Linked DNA regions of Homo sapiens: region 1 is linked to region 2. Evidence: chromatin loops called from intact Hi-C (ENCODE). Cell type or tissue: pancreas. All regions are shown on one strand. Links, peaks and the distances in the headings refer to the core of each region. The heading gives the core; the rest is flanking DNA. Region 1 overlaps TMEM51 (transmembrane protein 51). Region 2 overlaps TMEM51 (transmembrane protein 51).

Region 1 (2,916 bases), core at 116-2,615, 50 kb after region 2:
CTTCCACCATGCTCCTATCTCAGCTTCCTAAGTCTCAGAAGGGAGGCCCAGATACTCGAAGTTTGAAGGGTAAACCAACCACCAGGAGTGGCAGCTGATGTCTTCAAAGCTCTCTACAGTTCCCAAAGCACCTTGCCTGGCAGTAATCCCTGTGGGATGCATAACAAGCCTATGGGTCTTCAGCACAGGTCATTAAAGTTCCAAATGGGAGGAGAAGGTGTTATCAATAACAGTTTTGTTATGAAAACAATGCTTGTTTAAGAAATAAAAATTAGTTAAATACAGATTAGCAGAAAGAATATCGAAACCCCCCATGGCTACCCCCATCCATAACTGCTGATAAATATCTATGATGGTATCCATGCTTTCTTGTGTGCTGTGTAAACAAAATACTTTTTTGTTTTTTACAAAAATGGGATATTGCTGCAATATGTTTTATAACCCTAACTTTTTTTTTGAGATGAAATCTCACTGTCACCCAGGCTGGAGTGCAGTGGCGCAATCTCGGCTCACCGCAACCTCCACCTCCCAGTATAACCTTAATTTTGAAAAATTTGATGTACAATGAACAATCTTTCGTATCATCAGTATTCATCAATACTGGAATTTTTAGTGGTTGAGGACCACTTCAGTATATGAAAGAGCTGCAATTTATGTCACCAATTCCCTGTTGCTGCAAATATATTTGATTTTTAGTTTTATTGCTATTATAAAAAATACTGTTGAAATTAACTCCGTATACAACCATAAATTGTTACCTCGGGATAAAATCTTGGTATTGAAGATATTAATAACAAGGTTAAAATCTTGGAATTAAAAGTGTTTTAAAGCTAAGTGCTTTAAAGGTTTGGGCCTGTGTTTTCAGACTGTTCTCCAGTTTACACTTCTATGCTGAGCTCCTGAAAGCACTACCTCCCAGTTAGCATTATTTAAATTAAAATTTTAAAACTTTTAAAACATTTTAGATTTCCTGTGTGAAAGACGGCATTGTTTTAATTGGCATTTCCTTTAATACAATGAGGCTGAATACTGATTCTTTTTTTTCCCATGTACTAATTGGCCACCAGCATTTCTTCTTCTTTTTTTTGAGACAGGGTCACCCAGACTGGACTGCAGTGGCATAGTCACGGCTCACTGTAGCCTCTACCTCCTGGGCTCATGTAATCCTCCCACCTCAGCCTCCCAAAACGTTGGGATTGCAGGTGTCAGCCACTGTGCCTGGCCTCAGCATTTCTTCTTTAGCCCATTTCTCAACTAGGGCATTCAGCTTTTCCTTACTAACTAGAAAAGCAGGCTGGGCTTGGTGGCTCATGCCTGTAATCCCAGCACTTTGGGAGGTCGAGGTGGGCGGATCACAAGGTCAAGAGGTGGAGACCATCCTGGCCAACATGGTGAAACCTCGTCTCTACTACAAATACAAAAATTAGCTGGGTGTGGTGGCGCGCACCTGTAGTCCCAGCTACTCGGGAGGCTGAGGCAGAAGAATTGCTTGAACTCGGGAGGCAGAGGTTGCAGTGAGCCGAGATTGTGCCACTGCACTCTGGCCTGGCGACAGAGCGAGACTCCGTCTCAAAAAAAAAAAAAAGGAAAAAAAAAAAAAAAGCAAAGCTCCCGCATGGATTCAGAACACAACTCTTTGTCTGTTCTGTGTTGCAAATATTGTCCCCAGTTTATCATTTGATATATCAAAGTTTTTAAATTTTAGGTGCCTAATCTAAAAATCGTTTCAATAATCTCTTTTATAATGTTGCCTTTCGCTCTCATGTTAAAGAATACCCTTCCAAAAAGGGGCTGTAGTAACTTTACAGTGGAGAAATGTGGCAGACACCACCTTAACCAAGTGACCAAGGCTGATGTCATCAATAAGAAGTTACATTGATATTATCTCCATCCTAACATGATTCAGTGAGAAGCACACTTCACCTTTGTAGGATTCTTTCCCAAAACCCAAAGGCCCAGTCCAGTCACGAGAAGACATCAGGCAAACCGAAATTCAGGGAAGTTCTACAAAACACTAACCAGTACTCTTCAAAGTTCTCAAGGTCATGAAATTTAAGAAAAGACTGAGAAAGTGTCACAGTTCAGAAGATACTAAGGAGACAAGATGACCAAATGCAATGTGGCATCTTGAATTGGATCCTGGTGAATAAAAATGCAGTGGGAAATCCAGCGAAATCAAAATAAAGTCTGTAGTTTAGTTAGTTGTGATGTCAATTTCTTAGCTTTGATAAGTATAATACGATTATGTAAGATGCCAACATTAGGCCGGGCATGGTGGCTCACGCCTGTAATCCCAGCACTTTGGGAGGCCGAGGTGGGCGGATCACCTGAGGTCAGGAGTTCAAGACCAGCCTGGCCAACATGGTGAAACCCTGTCTCTACTAAAAATACAAAAATTAGCCAGGCATGGTGGTGCATGCCTGTAAATCCCAGCTACTCGGGAGGCTGAGGCAGGAGAATCACTTGACCCCAGGAGGTGGAGGTTGCTGTGAGCCGAGACCACGCCACTGTACTCCAGCCTGGGTAACAGAGTGAGACTTTGTCCCCTCCCCCCTCCCCCCCCCCAAAAAAAGCCAACATTAGGGGAAGTTGGGTGAAGGGTAGACAAAAATGCCCCATATTACCTTTGCAACTTTTCTATAAATCTAAAATTATTCCAAAATTAAACAAAAATTTATTTAAAGGGTCGTGGCTAGGACCATCTCTGGACAGATTAAAAACAAAATGGCTTTCTAATTTTGTTGCTATTATTACAAAAAATAACAGTCTCGAAACTAACTCCTTATACTCATTAACTGTTTTCTTAGGATAAACTTCTAGAATTGAAATTATGGTGTTTTCTAAAGCCTCTGGGCAGTCTAGAAAGAAAAGCAGAAAGAACAGGAAGGAAAAAAGCCGCCAAAGTTCCTGGCTTTG
Region 2 (2,916 bases), core at 293-2,792:
GTCCCACATTAACAAATATAGATCAACAGTTGCTGCATAGAACTCCATTGAATAGGTACGTCATTTAACTCAGTAGGTGGTTTTTTAGGTTGTTTCTAAGTTTTTGTTATCCTAAACAATGATCTGATAAATATACTGGTACAAACTCCTTTGCACCTGTGGGACTGTCTCCCAGGGATAAACTCTTATAAATAGGATCAATACGCACATCTTCAGTACTGCCCCTTATGGTGAAACTCTTAAGAAAGTTTCTATCAGTCAACATTTCATCAGCAATCCATCTTCCCTACAACTCTCCAACAGTAGGGGCTGTCTATCTTGATCAATATGATAGGCAAAAAAAAGAAAAGACATCTTTTTGCTTGCATTTCATGACTAATGAAGTTGAACATCTATTGGTTGAACATCTATGGAATATTCATAATCTTTGTCTGTTTCCTATTGGTATATTCATCTTACATATTCATTTCTAAGAGCTCTTTTTATAATAGGGATATCAACTATTATCATATCTTCCCCAATGTATCACTTATCTTTTAAATTTGTTGGTGGCATTTTTGCTCAAATGGAAAATTGCTTCCCAGCCATTTCAAATTAAAGCATACACACAGCATGCTGGGGTGAAGGGACAAGCAAATATGCTGGCCACCCCAGGCCCTGTTCAGTGACCCTGGGCGGGTCAAAATGCTGGTTCACTTAAGAGTAATGGCCTCCAGCTCCATCCAAGTTGCTGCAAAAGACAGTTTTTTGTTTTTGTATTTTTTTTTTTGAGACAGAGTCTCACTCTGTCACCCAGGCTGGAGTGCAGTGGCGGTATCTCAGCTCACTCACTGCAATCTCCACTCCCCTGGGTTCAAGCGATTCTCATGCCTCAGCCTCCCCAGTAGCTGGGACTACAGGCATGTGCCACCATGCCCAGCTAATTTTTGTATTCTTAGTAGAGACAGGGTTTCACCATGTTGGCCAGGCTGGTCTCAAACTCCTGACCTCAAGTGATCCACCTGCCTCGGCCTCCCAAAGTTCTGGAATTACAGGAGTGAGCCACTGCACCTGGCCCAAAAGACAGTATTTTGTTCCTTTTTATGGCTGAATAGTATTCCATGGTGTAAAAATCTATTGTAATAAAATTTTTAAAAAATCTTGGTTTACCTGTAATCCATTTGTACCATGCTATTTGGGAAGCTCTGGTAGAAAAGTCTAAAGTTATTTGTAAAATGATAAACCGTTTTGACAGAGGCGTCATGGGCGAACATGGGACAATAAAGCCTGTAGATGACAGTCTTTTCACCACGGAAAGGTGTGAACATGTGTGTGCATGCGTGCGTGCCCATCCCCGATCCGGGGAGGGAAGGGGACAGTCAGGCCTCACCTGTCTTCCTCCTGGGCGTGAGGCCCAGCGCCTGTCGGGTGCTGGACATGGGCCAGGTCCTCGCCCTGCCGCTGCTTCCTCTTATCCCTGATACTCAGGCAGATAGAAAGCAGCAGCAGCATCACCCCGGCCCCGACCAGCACGTAGGCCACAGAGAAGGTCTTGCTCTTGAGGATGCCGCCACCCACCTCGGTCTTGTTGCTGCCCTGAGCTGTTGGCTTCTCGGCCGCGCTGAAGCCGGGTACCAGGTTCCACATGGCCATGATCACCCCAAGGACCAGCATCCCCAGGCCGATGGCGGTCAGCGCATAGTGCGAGCCATTGGCCTTGGACTGGGCCATCATGTCAGTGGGAGGAGGGCGAGGCCCAGTTCCAAGAAAGAAAATAAATGTATACAAGGCAGCAGTCACAACAAAAACCCCTTAAATGCGCTCCACAAAATCTCTCGCCCCACACTAGAAAATATCAGCTGAACTCCTGCGGGATGGTTCCGAGCAATCGCGAGGCCTCCCGTGCGGATGGCTGCGGTGGAAGGGCCTGGAAGGAAAGCAGAAAGAGCAGAGAGGACGATCAGTTCCGATTCCAGACGCTTTGTGAATGTGGCGGCTCTGCTCTTGAAGGAGTTAGGCAGCAGCACCGAGCACGCCGGCTCTGGCTGGGCCTCGCCTTTGATGCATTCCAGATGTCTTACGTGCTCAGGCTCCTTGTGCGAGGCTGCGAGAAGGGAGGCCGGTCTGCCCAGCCCGCTACTCCCTGAAAAGGAAAAGCCAGACCTTTCCCTGCTGGAGGCCAGAAAGGTCGGAGCTCAGGTCATTAAAACATTGTGTGGAATTTAATGAAGTGCAGTAAAATCGTAGCTCTTGCTGGAGGCTGCTGGGAGAGTGAGCGATGGGATGAATGGTCCACAATCGATGGTTGTAACAGACTCACCTGGGGGACAGGGCCTCAGCCAATGGTATGACCAGGCCAAACAGCCTACTGTCATCTGTTCCCCACCCTCAATGGCTCCCTACTTCCTGCAGGAGAAAATCCAGCTTCTTAGAATGATGCTGCTCATGGTGGCCTTAGCCTGGCTCCTGCCTCTCCTACTGCATGTCTCAGCCTGCCTTTCTTTGCACTACCCACCCCCAACCACCCTCCAGAACATTTCTCTGGTCACCCATAGCTCAGATGCCCCTTTCATGTGCTCCCCAAATCCTCCAGCAACCACCGTGGTGAGTCTCTCTCTTCCCATGACCACATTGTCATCATCTCTAAGCCTGGCACACAGCAGGGACTCAAAAAATGTTTGCAGAGTTCATGCCTGTAATCCCAGCACTTGGGGAGGCCGAGGTGGATGGATCACGAGGTCAAGAGATCAAGACCATCCTGGCCAACATGGTAAAACCCCGTCTCTACTAAAAATACAAAAAAAAAAAAAAAAAAGGCTGGGTGCTGTGGCACGTGCCAGTAATCCCAACTATTTGGGAGGCTGAGGCAGGAGAATTGCTTGAACCTGGGAGATGGAGGTTGCAGTGAGCCGAGATTGTGCCACTGCACTCCAGCCT

The links. Hi-C counts contacts between places; a loop is a spot of excess contacts. Peaks named below come from ENCODE experiments on the same cell type or tissue, not always from the same donor. Only the 100,000 strongest peaks of a DNase experiment are listed, where the experiment ranks them.
Region 1: a loop joins it to region 2, with 2.4 times the contacts of the local background. A loop is called at or near these places in 30 of 110 quality-filtered maps.

The regions. Positions count from the first base shown.
Region 1 is chr1:15,163,477-15,166,392 of GRCh38, reverse strand. The region is part of intron 1 of TMEM51 (transmembrane protein 51); the gene reads right to left. It overlaps TMEM51-AS2 (TMEM51 antisense RNA 2), which reads left to right. Exons shown (of 3, transcript NR_167931.1): 3 at 1,932-2,201. Among named protein-coding and RNA genes, the nearest start is that of TMEM51-AS2, 6.7 kb to the left of the region's middle. In pancreas, for the core only: no CTCF peak of the experiment used is centred there; no DNase peak of the experiment used is centred there; H3K27ac peaks cover 48 bases.
Region 2 is chr1:15,213,885-15,216,800 of GRCh38, reverse strand. TMEM51 (transmembrane protein 51) reads right to left here. Exons shown (of 4, transcript NM_001136218.2): 3 at 1,370-1,906. The coding sequence starts at 1,713. Among named protein-coding and RNA genes, the nearest start is that of FHAD1, 32 kb to the left of the region's middle. In pancreas, for the core only: no CTCF peak of the experiment used is centred there; a DNase peak (open chromatin) is centred at 1,520; H3K27ac peaks cover 753 bases.